Regions from separate parts of the Homo sapiens genome. Here regions 1 and 2 are each linked to region 3. Evidence: chromatin loops called from intact Hi-C (ENCODE). Cell type or tissue: K562. All regions are shown on one strand.

The links. Peaks named below come from ENCODE experiments on the same cell type or tissue, not always from the same donor. Only the 100,000 strongest peaks of a DNase experiment are listed, where the experiment ranks them.
Region 1: it touches region 3 in a loop (2.4-fold over the local background); 21 of 110 quality-filtered maps call a loop at or near these places.
Region 2: a loop joins it to region 3, with 2.1 times the contacts of the local background. A loop is called at or near these places in 3 of 110 quality-filtered maps.

Annotation. Positions count from the first base shown.
Region 1 is chr6:150,150,158-150,152,657 of GRCh38, forward strand. The region is part of intron 1 of PPP1R14C (protein phosphatase 1 regulatory inhibitor subunit 14C); the gene reads left to right. Among named protein-coding and RNA genes, the nearest start is that of PPP1R14C, 8.4 kb to the left of the region's middle. In K562, a CTCF peak has its summit at 1,161; DNase peaks (open chromatin) are centred at 724 and 1,214; H3K4me3 peaks cover 912 bases.
Region 2 is chr6:150,166,500-150,168,999 of GRCh38, forward strand. The region is part of intron 1 of PPP1R14C (protein phosphatase 1 regulatory inhibitor subunit 14C); the gene reads left to right. Among named protein-coding and RNA genes, the nearest start is that of PPP1R14C, 25 kb to the left of the region's middle. RefSeq lists a silencer at 1,871-1,920. In K562, no CTCF peak of the experiment used is centred here; DNase peaks (open chromatin) are centred at 1,212, 1,542 and 2,152; H3K4me3 peaks cover 1,283 bases.
Region 3 is chr6:150,319,223-150,321,722 of GRCh38, forward strand. No RefSeq gene overlaps it. Among named protein-coding and RNA genes, the nearest start is that of IYD, 49 kb to the right of the region's middle. In K562, no CTCF peak of the experiment used is centred here; a DNase peak (open chromatin) is centred at 1,352.

The DNA of each region.
Region 1 (2,500 bases), 170 kb before region 3:
GGCGAGGGCAAAAGTCAATCTGTGTTTTTGTTACTGTAGTCATATCACATTCTTGCATCCTTACAGCTTTATGTCAGTGCTGTTGGAAAATACACCTTTCTTCATTGACTTACTTGCTCCAAACAGGAACTGAAAGGTGGTAATGGTAGCCAATTGACTTTGAAGTTTAGGTTGACAGAATTCTTTTGCAAATGTGATCTTCCCTGAGTCCCACCCACTGTCTTTTCCTTTGCTCCTAACGTGCCCCTGCTACACTAGTTCTGCCTGCTGTTCTCATCTCTGTGGGTACATGTTTGCTTTTGCTGTCTTCTGTTTGTCCTTTTCCTCTCAGCCTAAAACAACCTGGCAGCCCCTGGTCTCCCTCGCCTAGCCCACAGCTCTCTGTCAAGAAGTCTCTTTCTAGATGGAGGGAAGAATCAAATCTGAATTTTATTTTCCATGTGGCACATGCTTTGGCCACATGGTTTACTTTGTAGTGCATGCTCTTGCTCTTGTTTCCTGCACTGGGCTAGTTCAAGCCTTCACCTGTCTTTTCAAGGCACCTCTTCTGTTCTCTGCCCTCCCAGTCTCCTCCTCTGCAAGCTAGACCAGCCACCCTCCAGGCACTTCATTCACGACACCCCTTTCTTGGCTGAGTTTTCAACCTCTCTGGCCCATTCATTTCAGCATATACACAAGTTGAAGTCTCTCTCTTCTGTTTAAACCACCACCATCCCCCACTACCACACAAATACCTTCCCCTCCTCCGCCCTGTATTCCCCCACCGCACATGCCGCTCCGTCTTTCTCCTTCCCTTTCTGGGTTTTTCCTCTTTTGCCTGCTCTTCAGTGATGACATTTCTCTGTCTTCGGGCCCTGGCTCTCTGTTTTTTTTGTTGTTTGTTTTGTTTTGTTTTTTTTTCCTTCACTCCTGCGTGCTGTTTTTGGATGATAAGACCCTTCCTGTGGCTTTAATTGCTGTCCATATGCGGACAACGTGTGACTCTGTATTTTTAGCCCTGATCTGTTTTCTGAGTGCCAGATGTATTCAGACAACTTTGAAATGGACAGTGCCACTTAGTACCCCAGAGAAACCTCATATTCAACTGGTCTGAAAATGAGTTTCTCATCTTCCTTAGGAAACCTGCTCCTCTTCCTCACTTCCCTCAGTGGGCGGCAGGCGCTGCTGTGCACAGTTGTCCCAGCCCAAGATTACGTGGCATGCTTATCTCTTGCCTCCTCCTTGCTGTCACACCCAGGAGTCACAAAGTCTTGTTGATGCTCCTACAGCTCTGGAATATGAGTCCCCACTGGTCCCTGCCACTGCCTTAATCCAGCTCCTTGTAACTTCTCACCTGTATAATAGCAATGGTCACTGTAGTCCAGTTTCTTTCAAATTACGGCAACCACTCTTTCTGCTACTGCACCCTCCACCACTGCTGCTATTGTTTCTACTACTGCTGGGACTAACCCAGCTCTCAGGTGACAGCCAGGAGATTTATGCATCTTACCTCATACCATCAATCCTCCCAACAACTTTATGAAGGAGATGGTGTTATCTTCATTTCTTCATTTTTTGGAGAAAGCAGCTGAGATCTGAGAAGTTGTCCCTTGTCCTTGTCCAAGTTCACACTGATTCCAAAGTCACTTAGCTATGATGCTCCCATTGCTCCCAGTAGCTCCATTTAAGAAGTGCTGATTGCGGCCGGGCGCGGTGGCTCACGCCTGTAATCCCAGCACTTTGGGAGGCTGAGGCGGGCGGATCACGAGGTCAGGAGATCGAGACCATCCCGGCTAAAAAGGTGAAACCCCGTCTCTACTAAAAATACAAAAAATTAGCCGGGCGTAGTGGCGGGCGCCTGTAGTCCCAGCTACTTGGGAGGCTGAGGCAGGAGAAGGGCGTGAACCCGGGAGGCGGAGCTTGCAGTGAGCCGAGATCCCGCCAATGCACTCCAGCCTGGGCGACAGAGCGAGACTCCGTCTCAAAAAAAAAAAAAAAAAAAAAAAAAAAAGAAGTGCTGATTGCAAACCTTGTCCTTCATGGGTGCTAATTTAATCCTCGCAGTAACTCTGCAAGGTAGGTGAAGAAACTGAAGTACAGGGAGTTTGAGCTGCAGGCCTCCGTCAGAGGCCACATGGCGGGCAGGTGGCAGGGTCTCTGGTTCCTGGGTTGGGCCTCCCGCTCTGTCCCTGCTCCAGCTCCCCACGGTGCTTCAGAGCCACCTCCATGGGCTGCAGCTAGTGTGTTTTCTAAAATCCAGGTGGGATCTTGTTCCGCACAGCCTTCAGGATAAAGCAGGAGCCCCTTAGCACGTGACCAGGGCTCAGGGGTTTCCCTGCCCCAGTCTCTGGACTTGTCTCTAGGCACCCCCAGCCCTGCTGTTTCAGCTATCAGCTGAGTCCCTAAGGCAGCTCAGCAGGAGCCCCTCTGCCATAATCACCTCCACCCCCTCCCCTGCCCCCACTCCCTAGCTGTCTAGCTTGCACCTGTTCTTAGCCTGGTACTTGGCAGTGCCTTCCCA
Region 2 (2,500 bases), 150 kb before region 3:
TCCTCCTTTCCTCTGGGGATATGAACAAAGAGGGGCAGGGGACAAGCAGATCCCCAAACTGGGGCCAGCTCCAGGCGGTAGCTGTTGGAAAATGGGGCTGCCTCCGCCAGCACTTATTGTCCACCACTGCCCATGTCTGGTGGCTGCAGTTTGAGCTGCTCTGAAGCCTTTTGAGGCCACTGGGAGAGGCAGCCTCCTAGCAGGCCTGCCTCAGGAGGAGGAAGCAGATTGCTAAGGGAACAGGGTGGCTGGTGCTTGTGAATGTTACTTCCGTGATGGGACTGTGATTCTCGTTCTTATTTAGTTAATATCATGTCCAATTTCATTTTCAGCTTGTCTCAGGTGAATATTTTATATATTTAGTGAAACCTCACCAACCTTGAAGTCAGGAATTTTGTAACTCCAGTCATTTGGAACCGAGTGAAGGAACCTAAAGGAAAGCAGAAAGAGGCCAGGCGCGGTGGCTCACGTCTGTAATCCTAGCACTTTGGGAGGCCAAGGCGGGTGAATCCCTTGAGGTTAGAAGTTCAAAAACAGCCTGGCCAACATGGTGAAACCTCATCTCTACTAAAAATACAAACATTAGGCCGGGCGCGGTGGCTCACGCCTGTAATCCCAGCACTTTGGGAGGCCGAGGCGGGCGGATCACTTGAGGTCAGGAGTTTGAGACCAGCCTGGCCAACATGGCAAACCCCATCTCTACTAAAAATACAAAAAAATTAGCTGGGCATGGTGGCACACACCTGTAATCCCAGCTACTCAGGAGGCTGAGGCAGGAGAATTGCTTGAACCCAGGAGGCAGAGGTTGAGGTGAGCCGAGATCGCACCACTGCACTCCAGCCTGGGTGACAGAGCAAGACTCCGTCTCGGGGGGGAAAAAAACAAAAAGCAGAAAGAGTAGCTTTGAGACCCTAAAGAGATACGATATTTTGGGGTATGCTGGGGTATGTTCTTGATTTATTACAGAGGTCCTTGGGCTTCCATGTAGAGCTTCTGTGCTCTTACTTTAGCCACATTTCTAACAAGTTTGGTTTTCTGCTTTTTTAGTTCACTAGATTTAGAAGCAACAAACTAGGCTGCTAGGTATACGTTCTGGGAGAACATCTAGAAGTGACAGCTGACAGCCTGACAGTAAGGGAGGAGACAGAGCATCTATAAAAAGCTCGGAAGACCAGAGCTGTCTTATATACTGTATAAGGCAGAGAGCTCTGAGCCTGTTGCAGCCTGGAGCGTGTCCCGAGAGGCAGTGTGGCAGGACGCCTGGCCACAGGAGTGACCTGAGCCATTCAGACCCCAAAGGCAGGCACACGAGGAATCCCTTAGAGAGATTTGAAGAAAAAGAGTTGAATACTAGTTATCTGAAATAATTTACATATATAGAACCCTTGTTTTCCTTGGGATACTAAACACATAAAAGAACTCCCCCTTTCTCTCCATGTCTCCGTTCTCCCCTTCTCTCCTCCCCTCTTTCTCTCCTTCTCTCCTCCCCTCTTCCTCTCCCCCTTGCTTTCCTCCCACCCTTTCTGCGGCCCCTCCCCTCCCGACTCTCCTCTCCCCCACTCCCCTCCCACCTTGCTCTCTCCCTTTCCGTTTTCACTTCCCCTTTTACTTCCCTCCCCCACTCCTTCTCCCTAACACAATACAGCGTCCCTTTTTTTTTTTTTTTTTTTTGTCTTTGAGGTTCACATATATGCAGTGAGTTGCTGGTGAAAGTTTAACAACTGGCTCTCATGGGAGAAAAAAATCCCTTGATTCGGCCGGGCGCGGTGGCTCACGCCTGTAATCCCAGCACTTTGGGAGGCCGAGGCGGGCAGATCACGAGCTCAGGAGATCGAGACCATCCTGGCTAACATGGTGAAACCCCGTCTCTACTAAAAATACAGATTACCTGGGCGTAGTGGCGGGCGCCTGTAGTCCCAGCTACTTGGGAGGCTGAGGCAGGAGAATGGCGTGAACCCGGGAGGCGGAGCTTGCAGTGAGCCGAGATAGCGCCACTACACTCCAGCCTGGGCGAAAGAGCGAGACTCCCGTCTCAACAAAACAAAACAAAACAAAACAAAACAAAAAAACCCTTGATTCACAGCAGCCCAGTTTCCTTAGTGTAAGTCCTCGCCATGGTTGATTTCAGGTGACCATTGTGAAGTCCCTGGGGAGGAGCAGGGACAAGTACTTCCTCCATACAGATGCAGGAGATGGAAGTAACCTTAAGAGCGTAAGAATAGGCAGATAACACCAAATAATCAGAAAGTCATGTTTTGAGTATTTACAACTTTATTATATAATTACTCTTCTTATACAATTATATAATTTAATTTAAAAATTTAGTAACATTTAACTCAATGTATCAAAAATATTATCATTTTAACATATCGATAGAAAATTATTATTATTATTTGAGACAGATTCTCACTCTGTAGCCCAAGCTGGAGTGCAGTGGTGCGATCTTGGCTCACTGCAACATCTGCCTCCCAGGCTCAAGTCATTGTCCTGCCTCAGCCTC
Region 3 (2,500 bases):
AAATATTCTGATTTTCTACTACGAACCAAAAGGTATCTGAGACAGGTCTCAATCAATTTAGAAAGTCTACCTTGCCAAGGTTAAGAGCATGCGCCCGGGAGGCAGGTCTGTGCCTTCTTCAAAGATGATTCTGAAGGCTTCAATATTTAAAGGGGAAAGGGTGGACATTGGGGAAAGAGGAAGGCATTTTTTAAAGGTATGGGTAGATAAGAGACAAATGATTGCATTCTTTTGAGTCCTTGATCATCTTTTCACCAAATACACAGTTTACAGGTGAGAGGGGGTTAGAGGAAAAGTCACTTATGCCTTCATCTAGTTCCTTGAATCTGTATGCTTGCATCAGAGAAAGCAATCAGATATGCATTTGTCTCAGGTGAGCAGAGGGAGGGCTTTGAGTTCTGTCCTTTGTCCCGCACCTGTGAAGATAATCTATCAATTTACATTGTTAGGGTGAAATTCAACAGAATTGTTTTAGGATAAAGATCTTGGGGCCCATAAGGAATTTCCTGGTGGGCAAGTGGTGAGGGATGTAGGTAGCTTTAAAAAAAAAATCTTTGTAGCTATCTTATTTAGGAATAAAATGGGAGGGAGGTTTGCCTGATGCAGTTTCCAGCTTGACTTTTCCCTTGGGCTTAGTGATTTTGGGGTCCTGAGATTTATTTTCCTTTCACACTACTCACTAGAAGCAAGAGCAACATCTCTTCGACAGATTGGTTGTGCTTTGACTGTTATTGTCATCCAGAGACCACCGCCTGCAAAAGCTGATTCCATATGACCTGAAAAGTGATTTGCTGTGCTCATTGAGGAAAGGGTTCCCAGGACTGAGTTTCTGGGTGTCTCTCTCTAGGACAAGTGGCATTAGCAAGACCCCTGCAAGTGGCCACTGCTCCCTGTCCACCTGGCACATGCTCGTCACACAGTAGGTCCAGCAAGGACATCACCAAATGTCTGTTGAGTAAAGGGGGAGAAGGGGTGGGCCTATTTTGAACTTGGATGGAGTTTCGATTTCTTCAAGACCTTTCTATGCATGTGAGGTCCTTGCTAGTGTCTTTCTGGAGGCCATGCCTTCTTAAAACAGAGCCTTCCTTGCACTTCATAAGAGATAGTGACATGGATAGACAAAATCTACTGTTTAATAAATTTAGTGTGTCAATCAAATCAGACTCAAAATACAGCCTTCAATCTAAATGACCCTGCCTATAGTTGAGGAAGTGAGGTACATGGTTTAGTTACAGCAGCAGACGAGGCTGAATGTAGCTGTGTGTCCAGGCAGTGGGCCAGGCCACACACTAAAAGGAACTCACTGTATCCTTCAACTGAGCCCAAGCCCAGATATAGTTTCAGCCTGGTCAGCAGTGGCTTCCCCGTGTCCTCTCAGCTAATCCTGGCACGGAGCATGTGGAGCTTGGAAGGCCTACGCAAGATAAAATGCACTCTGGAGCCGCGGTGTATTTTATCACTGCCCGTGCACTCGTTGGGATACCTTGCAAAGGTGCTGATTTTCTAGGACTGGGAACCACACGGGGGGGCTCTTCCTGGAGTGCAAAGATGGCATAGATACAAAATTAAAAACAACTTATGTTCTGAGAATTAGTATCTGGAGAAAATGCAAGCCATTGTGCTACTTACCGTGACTAAAGTCAGTAAGGATGTAAAAAGGAGCCAACCAACTTCAGAATTAACAGCACATGTTTTACAAAATTTCAGAGCTCTTCAATTTAGTTCATTTTTTGCAGATGAGGAAACTGAGGCGCTATGGGAATTAAGTGAGTCTAAAGGGGTCACACGATTTGTAGTAAAACCTTGATTAGAACCCAGATCTTCTCATCTCACATTTTGATGCTAAAAAACAAAAACAAAAAACAAAAAGAACGCAGATTTTTCTAACTTCAGTTCAATTCCTGGACTGAAACTACTTTTTCTTTTCTTTTCTTTTTTTTTTTTTTGGTTTCAAGTGTTACTAATGATACATTTTTTCCAAGATATTTATTCAGGTTTGTTATTTTGAAGTGACAGCCAATTGGAACTTTTTTCCCAAGGATTTTTTTTTCAGGGAAAAAAAAGATATATCACCACCATTGATAAACTATCACCTTCTGAGTTAGCCTTGATTCCTCCTCCTCCCCCTCCTCATCAACATCTAATCTGTCAGGAGGTCCTGTTCTATTGTTGAAATGCATTTTAAATCCATCTCCCACTGTAAAACTTCTGTTACAAGCCATTTCTTGCCTCGACTGTTGCAAAAGCCCTCCCATCCATTCTCCATACTGAGACAGAATGTTTTTTTTTTTTTTAATTTTGAACTTTTTATCTTGAAATCATTATGGCTCACAGGGAGTTGCCAAAAGAAAAATCACTTTTTGGGTAAATGTTAAGATAGTTGTCTTTCTTTTTCTGTGTTCTGTTTTGTATCCTTAAGAAGGATTCAAACCCATCTCTCTCTATATACTACATGTCCCAAATAATACAATGTTGCCCTGATGATAAAAGTGTATGCTCA